2 separate regions of the Homo sapiens genome follow, and region 1 is linked to region 2. Evidence: chromatin loops called from intact Hi-C (ENCODE). Cell type or tissue: B cell. All regions are shown on one strand. Each heading gives the region's core, and the rest is flanking DNA. Links, peaks and the distances in the headings are about the cores only.

The links. Hi-C counts contacts between places; a loop is a spot of excess contacts. Peaks named below come from ENCODE experiments on the same cell type or tissue, not always from the same donor. Only the 100,000 strongest peaks of a DNase experiment are listed, where the experiment ranks them.
Region 1: a loop joins it to region 2, with 23 times the contacts of the local background. A loop is called at or near these places in 4 of 110 quality-filtered maps.

The regions. Positions count from the first base shown.
Region 1 is chr11:71,635,472-71,643,038 of GRCh38, reverse strand. It overlaps the pseudogene LOC645544. Among named protein-coding and RNA genes, the nearest start is that of KRTAP5-11, 56 kb to the right of the region's middle. RefSeq lists a silencer at 3,565-3,744. In B cell, for the core only: CTCF peaks have their summits at 3,474 and 3,675 (motif pointing left); a DNase peak (open chromatin) is centred at 3,678; H3K4me3 peaks cover 625 bases; H3K27me3 peaks cover 1,666 bases.
Region 2 is chr11:71,809,909-71,817,475 of GRCh38, reverse strand. All of the region lies in intron 10 of XNDC1N-ZNF705EP-ALG1L9P (XNDC1N-ZNF705EP-ALG1L9P readthrough), which reads left to right. It also overlaps the pseudogene ALG1L9P and the pseudogene ZNF705EP. Among named protein-coding and RNA genes, the nearest start is that of DEFB108B, 20 kb to the left of the region's middle. RefSeq lists a silencer at 3,868-3,967. In B cell, for the core only: a CTCF peak has its summit at 3,575 (motif pointing right); a DNase peak (open chromatin) is centred at 3,605; H3K4me3 peaks cover 609 bases; H3K27ac peaks cover 444 bases.

The DNA.
Region 1 (7,567 bases), core at 1,702-5,701, 170 kb after region 2:
TCATCTGGTTTCAACCCTGGATGCTTTCACCTGGTGTGTTCATCAGGGATTTCAGGGACCCCAACGAGTTATTACCCTTGAATGCTTGGTTCCGCCTGACAACCCTGAAATCTCTGCCGAGGTGCCTGGTCTTGAGGAAGGCTCAGCAAGTGGTTGAGGTTGATAACCAAATACCTAAGGAGAGACTTTTCTTTCCCTCCAGGAGGAGCTGTGGGTCAGACACACCCTGGGATCATTCACAAGCGGTCAATAAAGGTTTGGGGAGGGCCAGGTTTTCTAGGCCTTCTCAATGGGGTGGGTGTTTGTGGATACACAAGAAGCCTGTGAAACCTCTGATATTGGCAGGAAATCAACGCCCCCCACGCTCCACCCTCCACCCCCCCCCCCACCTCCCCACCATAAACACATGCCCTGCAGCAGGACTTGCCACTCAGGGGCTCCTGGGGGCCCGATTAACCTGCTAAAACATCCTCTAGCCACCACCAAATAAAGCAACCCCTTGCCACCCAACCACAGAAGCACAGCCTGGGAGCCACTCCAAGGGACATCCAGTCACATTAAAACCTCAGCCATCCAGAGCACCAGGCCTGGTGATGAGAAAGAACATTTTATCCTTAAAAACATCTGAATGCCCATGCTGCTTCTTGCAGAGAAAAGTCCAAAATAATCTGCTATTAAAGAACGAGGATGGTTTTGACATTTTTACCAAGCTAATGGTCTACGCAGACAAAATCTCATAAAAGTGCACTCTGTTCTTCTTGATCCACTCAGACATGGCCTGTGAGTGAAGAAACGGGCTCTCCTCCTCAAAGAAATTGCTGCTGATCCTCACACCAGCCTGACACTGCTTCATGGGTTCTTCAAAGAGAGTATTCCCATAGAAACTAAAAGGGAAGAGGAATGTGTCTGGCGGGCATTGTGGGCAGCAGTGGGTTTTGGGCCAAATTTTAAGTTTGAAAATCAAGATTCCCTCTTTTCGAGGGGCCGCCAGACTGAGCAGATACAGACACCGTGAAAAGAGGGTGCCATATTCAGATTCAGGAAACAAGGATGGTTTCTGTTCAGTTCCTGCATCATCCTTCAGGTCATGCGATTCCCATTTCCCTCTGTGGACCAAGAAATTCAGTGGGGTTTCTGCCTTTTAAATATTTCATTATCAATATATCATCCTTCTAGCCTCCAGAAAGCATTTTAACATGGAGATTCTGGCTTAAGACACTTGTGGGTCTGTCTCTCTCTCTCTCTTTTCCTTGAAACAGGGTCTCACTTTGTCACCTAGGCTGGAGTGCAGTGGCATGATCACAGCCCACTGCAGCCAGACCTTCCAGGCTCTAGCAATCCTCCCACCTCAGCTTCCCAAGTACTTGGGACTACATGCACGCACCACCATACCTGGCTTTTTTTTTTTTTTTTTTTTTGGTAGATATGAGGCTTCACCACGTTGCCCAGGCTGGTCTTAAACTCCTGGGCTCAAGCAATCCTCCCCCTTCGGCCTTTCAAAGTGCTGGGATTATTAGCTTGAGCCACCACGCCCGGCCAAGAACCTTGTGATGCACCCCAGAACAAAACATCACTGCAAAAACACACCAAGGCATGAGTTTCAGTCCTAATTCCCATTTATCCACCATACACTATGTGCCAGGCACAATGCTAAGTGCTTCTATGGACGAGCTTCCCTTAATCTCAGCAGTAACAACCCCAGGCAATGGGGCCTGTTGACCGATCCATTTGCCACTGAAGACAGTAAGGCTCAGAGAGGGTAAGTGGCTTGTGCCATGTCAGCCAGCTAAGGAGGGGCAGAACCAGGATGCAAACCCCAGCCACCTGGCTCCAGACTCACGTTCCCAAGGTCCCACTACACTTGGTCACTCCATTGCATTCTGGTATCCTGGTCTTTGGCAGAGTCTACGTAAAAGAGGGAGGTAGAGGGAGTGAGAGGGACCTCACGCAATCAAGTTTCCCGGCGTTACACTGCCACCGTCATTGTGTCCCCGACCAGGACCTTTCCCTTCTCATCCTTTCCGTGATCGGCCCTGGAAAACCTTCCAGAGAACTGTCCTCCTTCTCCCGGGATCTCAGAGAAAATTCATCTGAGTTCAGTGTCCAGGTGACCCAAGCTCTGAATGCAGTAAAGTGCACGGGGAGATGAGGATGTCACCATGAACAAGCCTCCCAGACAGCATCCAGGAGCAACCCCAAGACTGGGCAGTGGGGGCTCTGATGCAGCCCACGGCGAGGAGGGCTGCCCGTGCTGCCTAAATGGGTTCAGAATGAAGGCGCCCTCTCTCCCATGTGGGGCTCATTCACCACGAAACAAATGATTAAGACACGCTCAGCTGAGCAAATGGTCAAACATAAAAACATGTGGAAGGAGCAAAGAGGTCAACCCCATTATCCATCAAAAACCATCAAGGTGGCGGCCCTCACTGAGGGGTACAGCTCCTCAGCGGGCCCTCATCTGCCCTCCAAACCCACGTGCCTCCCCAGTGGAAGGCCAGCAAAGCCACACAGGAAGAGTTGGGGTAGGAAAGCAGAAAGTGAACCCCAGGAGGCCAGGCTGGCCACGGAGCCCCATCGCACACACACAGGCCCGGTGACTCAGGGTTCCACGTGTGCAGGACACCGGGAGCTCACAGGGACAGCGCCCCGGGGGATGCAAGGAACTTTCCCTCTCTGTCCCTCTCTGTAGGGATGGAAAGAGGAGAGCGATTTCTGGGATGGAAGCCATCTGCCTCCTCTCAACTCTCGCTGCCCAACCAGAAAGGGAAGAAAAACAGGAAGATGCGGGATAGGTGAGGAGCTGGGTGAGCGCCGCCAGCCCGCAGCCCAGCAGAGCAGGGCTTGGCCAAGCCTGGCTCCAGGTACTTCCCCCCTGCCCCCACCACAAGCCCCTCGCCAGGTGAGAGGCACCGGCAGAGTCCCAGACAGATGCCCCAGACAGGATGCCCGGGGCAACCCCCGCCCCTTCCCCTGCTGAGGGCCCCCAGGACGCGGGGCTCCCCCTCCTCTTTTGACTAGCCGCAGAGTCCAGTGGGTCTCTAGTCCAGGGACGTCGTGGGAGAATCAGGAAGTCTAAGCCACACAGCCGAGAAGGGGCAGCTGGCGTCTCGGAGGCCGTCACGAGCTGTCACTCCGCGCCCGCCGGAGTTGCCGCTCAGTTACCAACTTCAACCCGGGGCCGGCCACGGAGCCTCCCGCCGTCCCTACCCCGCGTCCCCGGCACCCCCGCGCCCCCGGCACCCCCGGACCCCCGCGCCCGCGTCACTTACTCCTCTGCCGTCGCCACCTGTCTGGGTGCAGGTCTCCTCCCTGCCTGGCCGCGGAGCGTCCTCCCCGTCCTCGCAGTCCTCGGGCTGTGCGCTTCCCCGCTCCAGCAACCAGCCGCAGCCTCTTCTCCTCGGGAGGGACGTCGTCCTCCTCCCTCCTGGGCCGGCCATCCTTGCCTCGGGGCTTGCCAGTGGCTTCGGAGCTGCCGGAAGGGCTGGCCATGGCTCCGGGGGCTCTGCCTGCACTTGGGGAAGAGGAAGGACCCGGCGCGAGCGGCCTCTCGGCGGAGCTGGGGCGTCTGAGCGCGGGCTCGGTGGGTCCGCGCGGCTCGGAGCTGGGCATCGGGGCCGGCGCGGGCTCCTCCGCGGGCCGCTCCTGGCTCTCTAGCGCCCTCTGCTGGCCGCTCGCACGCACCGCGGACACGCCGGGCCGGGGCCTGCGCCGCGCTCACCTGCCCTGGCCTAGGCGGTCGCTGTCCCCTGCTCTTGGCCAGGCCAGCTCCGGCCAGGCTCTGCACCTCCTCCCCGCCCCAGCCAGGTTGCACCCCGATGGTCTCCCTGCCCAAGGAGGAGAGAAGAGAAGGGACGCCCCGAGAGGGTGGACATCGGCCACAGCCACCTTGTCTTTGCTCTTACCCTGTGTCTTGCATGATTTGGAGGTGGTGGGAAAACCGAGGCTGCTCAAAACTCGTGGAGAATTCCTCCTGCAAGATGACATGAATGCACCTTCGCGTTGCCTACCAACAGATCTTTTTTGAGCATCTCTGTGGCCCACGCGTGGTGATGGGGGAGGGGATATTTTGGTGAACATGACAGGCATGGCCTTCACACAGTAGGGCTCAGCCCTGGGTGAGAAGGCATTGAGAACGGACATTGTCAATTGGGCAAAGGGAGGCCAAGGAGAAGTGCTGGGGGCATGGGAACTGAAAAAGACAGGAGGCTCAGCAGGTCTTGGAGCTGGGAGAGGGACAGCAGCAGCGGCTGTTCCAAAGGAAGCAACAGCTGAGAGACGTCTCAGAGAGTTGTTCTCAGCCCAGTGGATCATGTTTGGGCAGAGGGAACAGCGTGTGCAAAAGCCCAGAGGCTGGGAAAGAAGCAGAAAGAGGACTGTGGGGCTGGAGCATGGAGGGCGAGGGGAGAGAGGTGTGGTGGGCAGACAGATTGCCTGGGACCCAGCCGTGCAGGGACAGAGGAGATAGGGGATCCTTGCAGGCCCCCAGCCAGGGCTCAGGCACAGAGATAATGCAGGTGGGCAAAGAGAGGAGATGTGGAGAAATATTTTGGAGGCATGACCTGATGAATGAGCCCAGGATGCACTCTTAGTGTCAGTGTGGAGCTCCTTCTTTGGCTGTGTGATCAGCTGAACCCGGGGGTATTTTCTGGACATCGAGGTGCTACACCAAGAGTCCAGGACAGGCTAAGTGAGCACCAGCAGCTCCTGGCCTACCTCAAAAGCAGGAGAGACAGGGGAGACTGGGGAGGCCGGGGAGGAAGGGGAAGCCAGGAAGGCAGGAGAGGCCAGGGAAGCAGAGGAGGCCAGGGAGGCAGTGGAGGCAGGAGAGGCTGGGGAGGCTGTGTCCTTTCCATGATTCTGCCCGGGATCCTAGGCCCCTGAACTCCCTGAGCTTCTCCACCCCAAGCGCTGGAACCATGTTGCACAATGGTCTCTCCACTAAGCTCCTGATGGCAGACCCTACCCTGCTGTGCTCCCTATTTCAACCCTAACAGCTCTCACAGTGGGCAGCACATAGTAGGTGCTCAGGAAACACTGGTGGGAGAGCACATGGGTCTGCTCAGCACCTTCCTCTCTCCTCCAGCTCTCCCCTGTCATGAAATAATTCTGATAACGACACATGGGCTTTGAGACCCTCTTCTATTACTTTCCATATGCTAATCCATCTATACCTCACAACAGCCCTGGGGGTGGGTGCTATTAGGATGTCCATTTTACAGAGGAGGAGACTGAAGTATAAAGAGGGTAAGTGACATAGGCACACTACAGGGGCCGGGGCCAAGTGATCGCAGCACTCAATCCCCAAAGGCAAGGTGGACACAGTTACCATAAAAGACAGCAGAGGCAAAGCTGCAACCAGAATAGCCTGACTCGCAGAGACCTATGGTGCCAGCTGATCGTGGCATTCCTAGAAGTGAAATAGGTCAGAAGCCTGCCACATTTTTACTTGATCTGTGTTTGCAGAAGATTTCTAGGTCAGGTGAGTAGAAGTCTAATCTGAATCATAAAAACAGAGTCACAGTCCCCAGTCAATTCCCAGACATAAGCCAGTTCACAGACCCGGAGTCCCTTGTCTGAAATGGGAAGCCAGGTCCCCTCCAGAAAGGACTCTACTCCACTGCCAAAAATTTATACTGTCAATTTTTCTCCCAGCCTGCCCCCGAAGGAATACACAGCCTTTTACCAGGATGACTGAACAGGGGAAAAGGAACTAATGAGATCTGTGCAGGATCACTGGACACAGGCTCTGAACTGGCACTAGGGCAAGACTAGGGTCTACCAGTCAGAATAGGCATTTTGGAGGTCCGGTGAATGTTGGTGCAACTTCATGTCATGGTAGATCCATTGGGTCCCCAAATCCATCCTCTGGTTATATACAAAGTGGCCTTGCTGAGATTAAAATTCAGGGCATCCAACATGGAGGCTGTGCTCTTACTCATGAAACATTCTGACACTAGTAACCAATTTAAAAATGCAAACATCTCCTGGGGCTAGCCAGAGTCCTCCAAACAGTCACGTAAATTGGTTCTGTCAAGGATTTCCTCCTACGCCCTGCTGAGAGCCAGTTGCAAGGACAGACTAGGGAAGGGCATTGGGTAACTTTGTTTCTAAAAGCTCTTTTGGATAAAGACGTTTGGGAAAAGAAGCAAATAGAGTTCAGCAGAAGAGGTAAGAAAGTAAGTTTATGTTTGGCCAGGCACGGTGACTCACACCTGTAATCCCAGGACTTTGGGAGGCCGAGGTGGGCAGATCACGAGGTCAAGAGATCGGACCATCCTGGCCAACATGGTGAAGCCCCGTGTCTACTAAAAATTCAAAAATGAGCGGGCCATGATGGCACACGCCTGTAGTCCAGCTACTCGGGAGCCTGAGGCAGGAGAATCACTTGAACCCAGGAGGCAGAGGTTGCAGTGGGCCGAGATCATGCCACTGCATTCCAACCCGGCAACAGAACGAGACTCCGTCTCATAAAACAAACCAAAACAAACAAACAAAAAAGCAAGCTTATTTTTAAGCCTGAACAAGTGTAATGGTTTAGGGGTTCTGCAAATACGGCCCCAATCAGGCTACAAGATGTTGTGGCAGCAACACTTACACCCAGTCACTCCTGGCTGGCTGAACCACTTTTCAAAACACCCTTGCACAGCTGTGCAGAGCGGCTGGCTCCACTGGCAGCCGGCAGAGCCATAACTCACACTGTCACCACTCCCCTCAAACCCTTTCAGTAAGCATATTCTTTATTATTTTTTTTTTTTTTTGAGACGGAGTCTTGCTCGAGACGGAGTCTTGCTCTGTCATCCAGGCTGGAGTGCAGTGGCGCAATCTTGGCTCACTGCAAGCTCTGCCTCCCAGGTTCATGCCGTTCTCCTGCCTCAGCCTCCCAAGTAGCTGGGACTACAAGCGCCCGCCACCATGCCCGGCTAATTTTTTGTATTTTTAGTAGAGACGGGGTTTCACCGTGTTAGCCAGGATGGTCTCAATTTCCTGACTTTGTGATCTGCCCGCCTTGGCCTCCCAAAGTGCTGGGATTACAAGCTTGAGCCACCGCGCCCGGCCTGGTAAGCACTTTTAATCAATACAACAGGAATAAACATTTGCTGCTGAGCGGCAATGTTCAGGGAGGAACATGCTTCCACTCAGGCTCAGAAAGCAAAACCTCCTGGCTGTTTGCATCTGTGCGAGAGCTCGCAGGAAAAGCCCTCTGTGTGGCTGCCAGCCTCACACTCTCCCCCTAAGGGGTGAGTTTCTCTTTCCATGTTAATCTATGCCCTGACGTGCCATCTGTCAACCACCACACCATTCTCAGTTGACATTTCAAAGCATCTTTGCCCTGTGAATGGTCACCAGCCCTGCCCTGCAATCCCCCAGCTGACATTGAACTTAAATGAGAGAGAAAACAGGTTTCGGGGTGGATTTCAGTTCAGCATCTTTGAACCTCTGTGTGGACATGAAATCTGTCTCCCCAGCTGTGGGCTGCATCCTTGTTTGTCATCTGGTTTTGTTTTTGAGGACTTGGAAACTCGTGGGCACCTTTGCAATTTGTCAAGAAGCTGCACGGCCCTTCCAA
Region 2 (7,567 bases), core at 1,739-5,738:
GTCTGGTGAACTGGGGATGACTGCACCTGTAAAGACAAGTTATCAGTTTGCATTGCCATGGTGTAATTTTAACAGCTCATGAGGAATTTCCTCGTGGGCAAAATATGGGGGAGGCATGTAGCTTTTCATCTTGTAGCCATATTATTTAGGAACCAGAAGGGGGAGGCAGGTTTGTGTGACCCAGTTCCCAGCTTGATTTTTCCCTTTGGTTAAATGAGTTTGGGGTCCCAAAATTTAATTTCCTTTCACACAAGAAACATTGGAAAGATTTCAACTGGGGTCTACCACTGAATGGTTGGTCTAGGATTCAAAGGTAGTGAAATGAATGTATAGATATATGTGGGTAAACCATTAAGAGCTTTTAATCTTTGTCCCAAAGGAGAACTCTCTCATTCTGGAGGATCCTTTTGAATGTAATGATTCGGGAGAAGATTGCACTCACAGTTCCACAATAATTCAGTGTTTGTTAACTCATAGTGGAAAGAAACCCTATGTCAGCAAACAGTGTGGAAAATCCCTTAGTAATCTTTTGTCCCCTAAACCACATAAACAAATTCATACTAAAGGTAAATCATATCAATGTAATCTATGTGAAAAGGCCTATACTAATTGCTTTCACCTTAGACGGCCCAAGATGACTCACACTGGAGAGAGGCCATATACATGTCATCTATGTAGAAAAGCCTTCACTCAGTGTTCTCACCTTAGAAGACATGAGAAAACTCACACAGGAGAGAGACCATATAAGTGTCATCAATGTGGGAAAGCCTTTATTCAATCCTTTAACCTTCGAAGACATGAGAGAACTCACCTTGGAGAAAAGTGGTATGAATGTGATAACAGTGGGAAAGCCTTTAGTCAAAGCTCTGGCTTTAGAGGAAACAAAATAATTCACACTGGAGAGAAACCACATGCTTGTCTTCTATGTGGGAAGGCCTTCAGTCTGTCTTCCGACCTTAGATGACATGAGAGAACACACACTGGAGAAAAGCCATATGAATGCCATTTATGTGGGAAAGCCTTCAGTCAATGTACTAATCTTAAATAACATCAGAAAATTCACGCTGGAGAGAAAATTATAAACATCTTCAGAACATATTCTGACTTTAGATGACACGGTGTTAGGAATGACGAAGGTAAGGAATGTGGAAGAGACTTCAGCTGTAGTTGTAGCATCTGAACATGCCAAAGGACTAACATTTTGAAGAAATACTGTAATCAACATGGAAGATACTTCAGTTACCTTTATTCTTCAGTCCACATCAATAAATTCATATGGAAGAGAAATTGTATGACATGTATGTACCAAAGACTTGTTAGTGATCTGAGCATAAATGACATGAGAGAGCTGAAACTGTCAACATAATCAACTAAAAGTCTTCAGCAACAGCTTTAACTTAAAACATGTGGGACTTTCAAGTAGAGAATCTCTAACTCTGCATTCAGTGTTAAAATGTTTTTATTTGCAATTTATTGTCAAATAACATGAGAAAACTTTACTTGGATGAACCCTTTATTTGTATTTTCTGTGAATAAACATTCAGCCAAGCACCAGGCCTGATGTTCACAAGAAAACACAGTGATAAAATGCTGCTAAAATGGAAAATAAGAGAGGAAAGCCTTCATAAGCTAAATAAGAAGGGAAAGTCTTTCCAAGGGCAATGAATTCTCTTGGAATACCAAATACGTCTTACTGGAGAAGTTATGCAATGAAAAATCATGAGAAATCCTTTCTTCATAGAGCAACACTTGTGGCACATGTGAGATTTCTCACTGGACAAAACATGGTTAGCATCTTGAAAGGAGAAAATTCTTTAGTGGTAATTCATTTCTTAGTTGACACTAAGTTTCTCACATTGAGGAGCTATCAAACTTGAAAATCACTGTGAAGAAACCTGATAGATTTCTTATCAGAAAAGTGAGTCAAGAAGGTGGACCTCTAGAAAAAACTCTTAACACATACTTTAGCAAAATAATTCAGAAATTTGAGAAAATATCTATTCATAAAAATGTGGCATGTAGATGCATAATAGCAAAGTGACCAGGGAAAAAATTGAATGCAGAATTATATAAGAAATCTCATTAAACTTTTCCAAAAGATCAATACTTACAAATATTGAAAGAATACAATCTGTTGTTGAAAAAACTTAGTATGTTGGCAAAGCCCTTGTTTCATTTATGCAGCCCTAACAAATCGATTTGCATCTGCACCCCTTGGGTGAGATTCTTGGTCGAGATTCTACCCCAACTTCTGAGTCTCCCCAGTCTTCAACAGCTCTTTCCTCACAGCTCACCTCCCTTTACTTCAACGTCCACTAAAATCACTTGTTTCCATCCAACCCTCGAGTTGACACACCAGGGATCTTCAGCCCCACTTGCTAGATTTCTCAGTGTGTCATTGCATAGATTTAGCAGGGAAATGGAGGCTGTATCAAAGACACTTAGTATATGCATTTGGGTGTCCCCAGCCCTTTCCTCTGTCTCTGAGCAGTTACCTGGGATCAGAGAATAAGGGAGCTCTTCTCTTCTATCCCTCAGAAGGCTCTTGAAATTTTGTCCCTGGAGCCTCTCTAACTGGAAGTAGAAGTTCATCTCATAACACCCCACATTTTATTCAGGTAAGTCCTGAGTTATTACACAGAGATAGACACAGCTGTGCTCCTTTTACTGCAGTCCAGAAGATAAAACACCAGCATGATAAAACAGCCGAACCTGTCAGCTACCTTGCAAGTCTTTCCTATATTTGATTCAATGTACTTTTCCCGAAGCAAAATGAAAGTTCTCACAGAGGGGCCCTCCTCTGCCTTGTCCTCAGAATTGGAAAATGTATTGTCCGTGAAGGAGCCTCACCACTGAACCTAAAACTCAAGAGAAAATGTTTCCTGAATATCAAGTGGGATGACTTGAAATTTTGCCAAACAGGCACAATCTTAATACGATCGGCCTTACTAAGGCTAAATGGCCTTATCCATGGTTGAAATTGACACATCATTATACTTTAAAAACTCCACAAATGATTGATTTTACTCTGCAGCCAGGGTTTATGTCAACTGTGAGGATAATGAGCAAGAAATTCAAGCCCTTGGCAAACTGGTTGGAGAGGCAAGGACTGTGTCCAGGCAGACAGAGCTCATATAATTATTTATTGTTTAATCTATTTAATTAAATATGTAATTTACCCACAAACTGTAGCTGACATTATATGTACTCCTGAGCCACATTAAGATGTACTATTTGTGCTGTGAAATTCTATGGGATTTGACAAATGCATGGTGGCAGATCTCCAGCCATTATTAAAGCGTAACACAGAATGCTTCTCTTATTCAAGCTCGTCTTCCCTCCACATAGAGGGAATCAATCGACTTTTGTATACTGATTTTTGTATTTGCTTCTTTATTTCCATCTTCTTTAATTAAAGCACAAGATATCGTACTCAATTTCCATTTGATCTTCCAAAAGGAAAGTACTGAATAATCCACACCTGAATTTCAGTGATTCAGACTCAGGTCTACCGCTAAGGCCAAACGTCCTGTGCTGCCACCTCATGGCCGGCAGAGGGCAATGAAACCCATCTTTCCGGCCATGCAGGGCGCATGAGCAGTCTGCCTCCCTCGGCGGGCCGGGTCTCCAGGGAGGACCTGATTTTTCTTCACCCATAGTTAGGGAGGCGCAATCGCCCTGGCTTTGGGGCTGGGGCCTCCGGGGAGGTTCCGGTAGGGGCGTTGGAGAGGCCGCTCTTTTTGCAAGGCCCGAGACGGCGGGCCCTGCGCAGGCCGCCCTATTCCGCGCCCTCAGGGCGTCAGTATCCGCCTGAGGCCGGATACCCCAGCTGGGCCCGGATGCCGTCGATGGGCCCGGAGCATCCTCGGCGCTGCCCTCCCAGAGCCCCGCAGAGGCTGAGGTGGCGCGGGGGGCGGGCCCGGCTCCGCGAGAAGCAGCGGCAGCGAGGGCTGGAGGACCCGGGCTACGGGGCTCTGGGGCGTCTGGCCTGGGTGGGACTGAGCCCATTCGGGGGGACTCCGGGGTTCTGGTGTAGGTAGATCCGGGGCAGGCTCAGGACCAAGTCCCTCTCCTTCCACCAAGGAGCGCCCAGAGGCCGGCGGGAGCTCCAGGTTCACCTCCTCCTCCTCCAGGTGTTTACTTTTCCTTTATTTCTGTGAGGCCAGAAATTGTCGCCATCCTTCACATCGGTGAATCGGGACCCTAACACTCATTACCTCAGGTTTATTGTTATTGCCATTAACAGTGTTGGTGGCATTATCACTAAGATCATCATTGTTGTTATTATTGTCATTTATGATTATTAGCAGGTGTGTTCATTTTGTCTTACTATGCATTTTTTTTTGGGGGGGGGATTGGTTTTGTATGACGTTGAATTGAGCTTCTTTAATCTTGACCAGTGTCAGATTTCTGAAGAGCATTCCGGAGGACAACTCCTACCTTTCAGCGCAGCCACAGAATTTCGTGGGCACAGGAGAGCACTTAGAATATTCCCCTTTCATTGCACAGCAGCTTTGGGAAATAGTGGCTGCCTGGCTCTGAGATGAGGTAGAAAAGACTGGATACTGGGGCAAGTGTTAGCACCTCCACTGGTGTTTTTATGAAGCTAAGCGCACTGTCTCCCACGTAGACTTAGAATAAAATCTGATGGCTCTAAAGGGCCGTGGCTGCCCTTCCTGGGACTTCCTGGGAACCTTTAAAGCTTCTGTGGTTTCTGGAGTAGGTAGGTTGCCAAGTCTGTGCCTCATATGGTAGTACCAGTCTTTGCTGGGCCAACAAGGACATTTAGAATGTTTCCAGAAGCTCAGGCATGCTGTTTCTGTTCCTCCCTTCTGTTCAATGGCAATTCACTGGGTCCCTGGCTGACATAGAACATCCTGCAGAAGGTTGGGCTTGGGTGACTTCCTGGTCAGCCTTCCCAGGCAGTCATCTTTGAAAACCTTGAAGAGACTCAAAGAGGCCATTCACTGGTATTTCATGACTGCAGGTGGGGTTTCTGGATCCTTGAGTTTACTTAGCATATTTGAATGGCTCTGAATGGCCAAGAAACCCTCCCTGGTCTTAGAAGCTGCCAAAAGCTATTACTGGGCCTCTGAAGAGACTTTTAAATTTTTCCAAGTACATTTGAGCATAGGAAACTTTTCCAGGTCTAGTTGAGCTAGCTCAGGTCGAGTCCTGAAAAACTAGTGGGTATTGGGGGATCCTATCTTACGAAAGAGCAATTGGTGGCAAAGCTGTGTCTCCAGGACAGCTGTGTGTGTATATGTCTGTAGAACATGCCTTTTAGTCATCTTTGGTAACTGAACACCATTTGTGAATGGATAAACTATATTCATTGCTGTACAATAATGAAAAATCCATATTAACAATGGCAGTAATACAAATATTGATGGATATTAACAGGAATAATGATCATCATGATACTAGTACTAATGGTTTTAATACTGATAATAATACTAACCCTATGGGCTTGGGACATATAGGTTTTCCATAAGTGGATAATAGGCATAAATATTTGTCTGTGTAGGGTTATTTCAAGTCCCAAAAAGCAAGGATGAACATCTAGAACGAGAAGAAAAACAATCTGGAGGTTAGTATGTGCACACCTGGGGACTCCTGTGTTAACTTCTGGTGTTTCAGCCTAAGAGAGAATGTTAATATAACCCTGGTCCTGGAACACCATGCTGACCAACACCTACCAGCTTTCAGGAGATAAGACAGCTGGCTGATGGGGCAGGGATCCAGAGAAGGCACGGGTCCACACCTGCACATGTTGCCCAGTGGCAGAGTTCATGACAAGCAATAAGCCCCAGGACAATGTCATTCCCAGCCACCTGGCTGTCATCTGCTCTTTCATGACCCCTCTCTCCTGGTACCTCTAGGCACTGGCATGTCCTCCAGAGGCTGTAGGAGGGCATGATACTCAGTACTCTCACACCTGCAGGAGGCAAGAAAGATGGAAACAGCTAAATACCATGGCTTCTGGATTTTTTTTGGTGGGCATGGCATATTTTGCATTTGCTTTAATAATGGTGGAACCCAGTCAGTGGCTTGCAATACGGATCTAGATGACTCTGGACACCTGTAGAGATTTTGACAATTTCCAGAAGGTCACAAGTTCTTGGAGACTTTTTCATGAGTTCTTTGACTGAAAAGGTGGTTCAAAGAGCTTCTATACTGACTTAGAAAATGTTGCAGAGGCCAGGTGCGGTGGCTTATGCCTGTAATCCCAGCACTTTGGGAGGCCAAGGCAGGCGGATCATGAGGTTAGGAGTTTGAGACCAGTCTGACTAACATGGTGAAACCCCCTCTCTACTAAAAATACAAAAATTAGCCGGGCGTGGTGACACACACCTGTAATCCCAGCTACTCAGGAGGCTGAGGCAGGAGAATCGCTTGAACCTGGGAGTCAGAGGTTGCAGTGAGCCAAGATCGTGACACTGGACTCCAGCCTGAGCGACGGAGCGAGACTCTATCTCAAAAATAAAATAAAAATAAAAATAAAATAAATAAATAAATAAATAAATAAATAAAAAGGAAGACAAAAGAAAGTGTTGCAGACACTGGTGAACAGGTAGGCCCTCTCCTGCCACTCCAGGTAAAAGTTTCTTGGCCACAAACCTGATTTAGCAATATCCCTTCATCTTAGGTGGGTAACAGAAAGCTATTCATGACCTATCCAAGCATGGAGAGGGGATTTGACTTAGAAAACTGTTAGGTGGACTAGTTGCTGAAAGAAAGTGCATTCTAGGGCTCACAGGCCTACACATAGAGTTGCTATCACATAAAGCATATGTACGAATTCTTTCTGAGCCCATGACAAGATGAGGGTGCACTTCATCAGTCTCCTATGCTGGTATGAATAGGTACTTGCCTGAAAAATAAAAGAATAATTCAGGAAGCCCATTCTTCTACAGGACACCAGGCAGTACAGTAGGAGTCCTGGGGTTGCTGTGGTATTTATGTTTTAAGGTTGTCTTTTAATCATCTTCAGCAAATTCAACAGTCTTCAGGAACATAAAAAAATTATTCAACATTGCATAAAAACGACCAAAAATGTATCCATGATAAAGAACTGTACCAATATAATAATAACATTAATAACAATCATAATGGTGATGATATAAATGTCAATTTAATGAAGAGAGTAATAAAAATGCAGATATTTAAGAACATATTCCTGTAAGCCTGTGACAATGTTCCCATATGAGCCCTCATGTTATTGATTAGATGGAGAAGCTTAGGGCTACATCTTGAAATATCTTCTGTGTTGGCAAAGAAGAGTGGCAGTAGGGAGAATAATTCTGAGCCACATGAGAGCATAGGCAAAAGTGGAGATACCTGTGCCATGTGGAAATACATTACAAATGGACTATGGCAAAGGGTCTGGCCAGAGTCTTGCCTGACACACGTCGTACAAAAGCCTTCAGTAGTTCACCTCAAGAAATAGCGTGTCCAGGCTGTAAATGAGAGGCACTGGGCAGACAGATCCACACCCGCCTCCTGAGTCTCAGAAGTCTGGTGTGCATCGAACATTAAGCCCCTAGCCTACTGAGACTTCACCTCC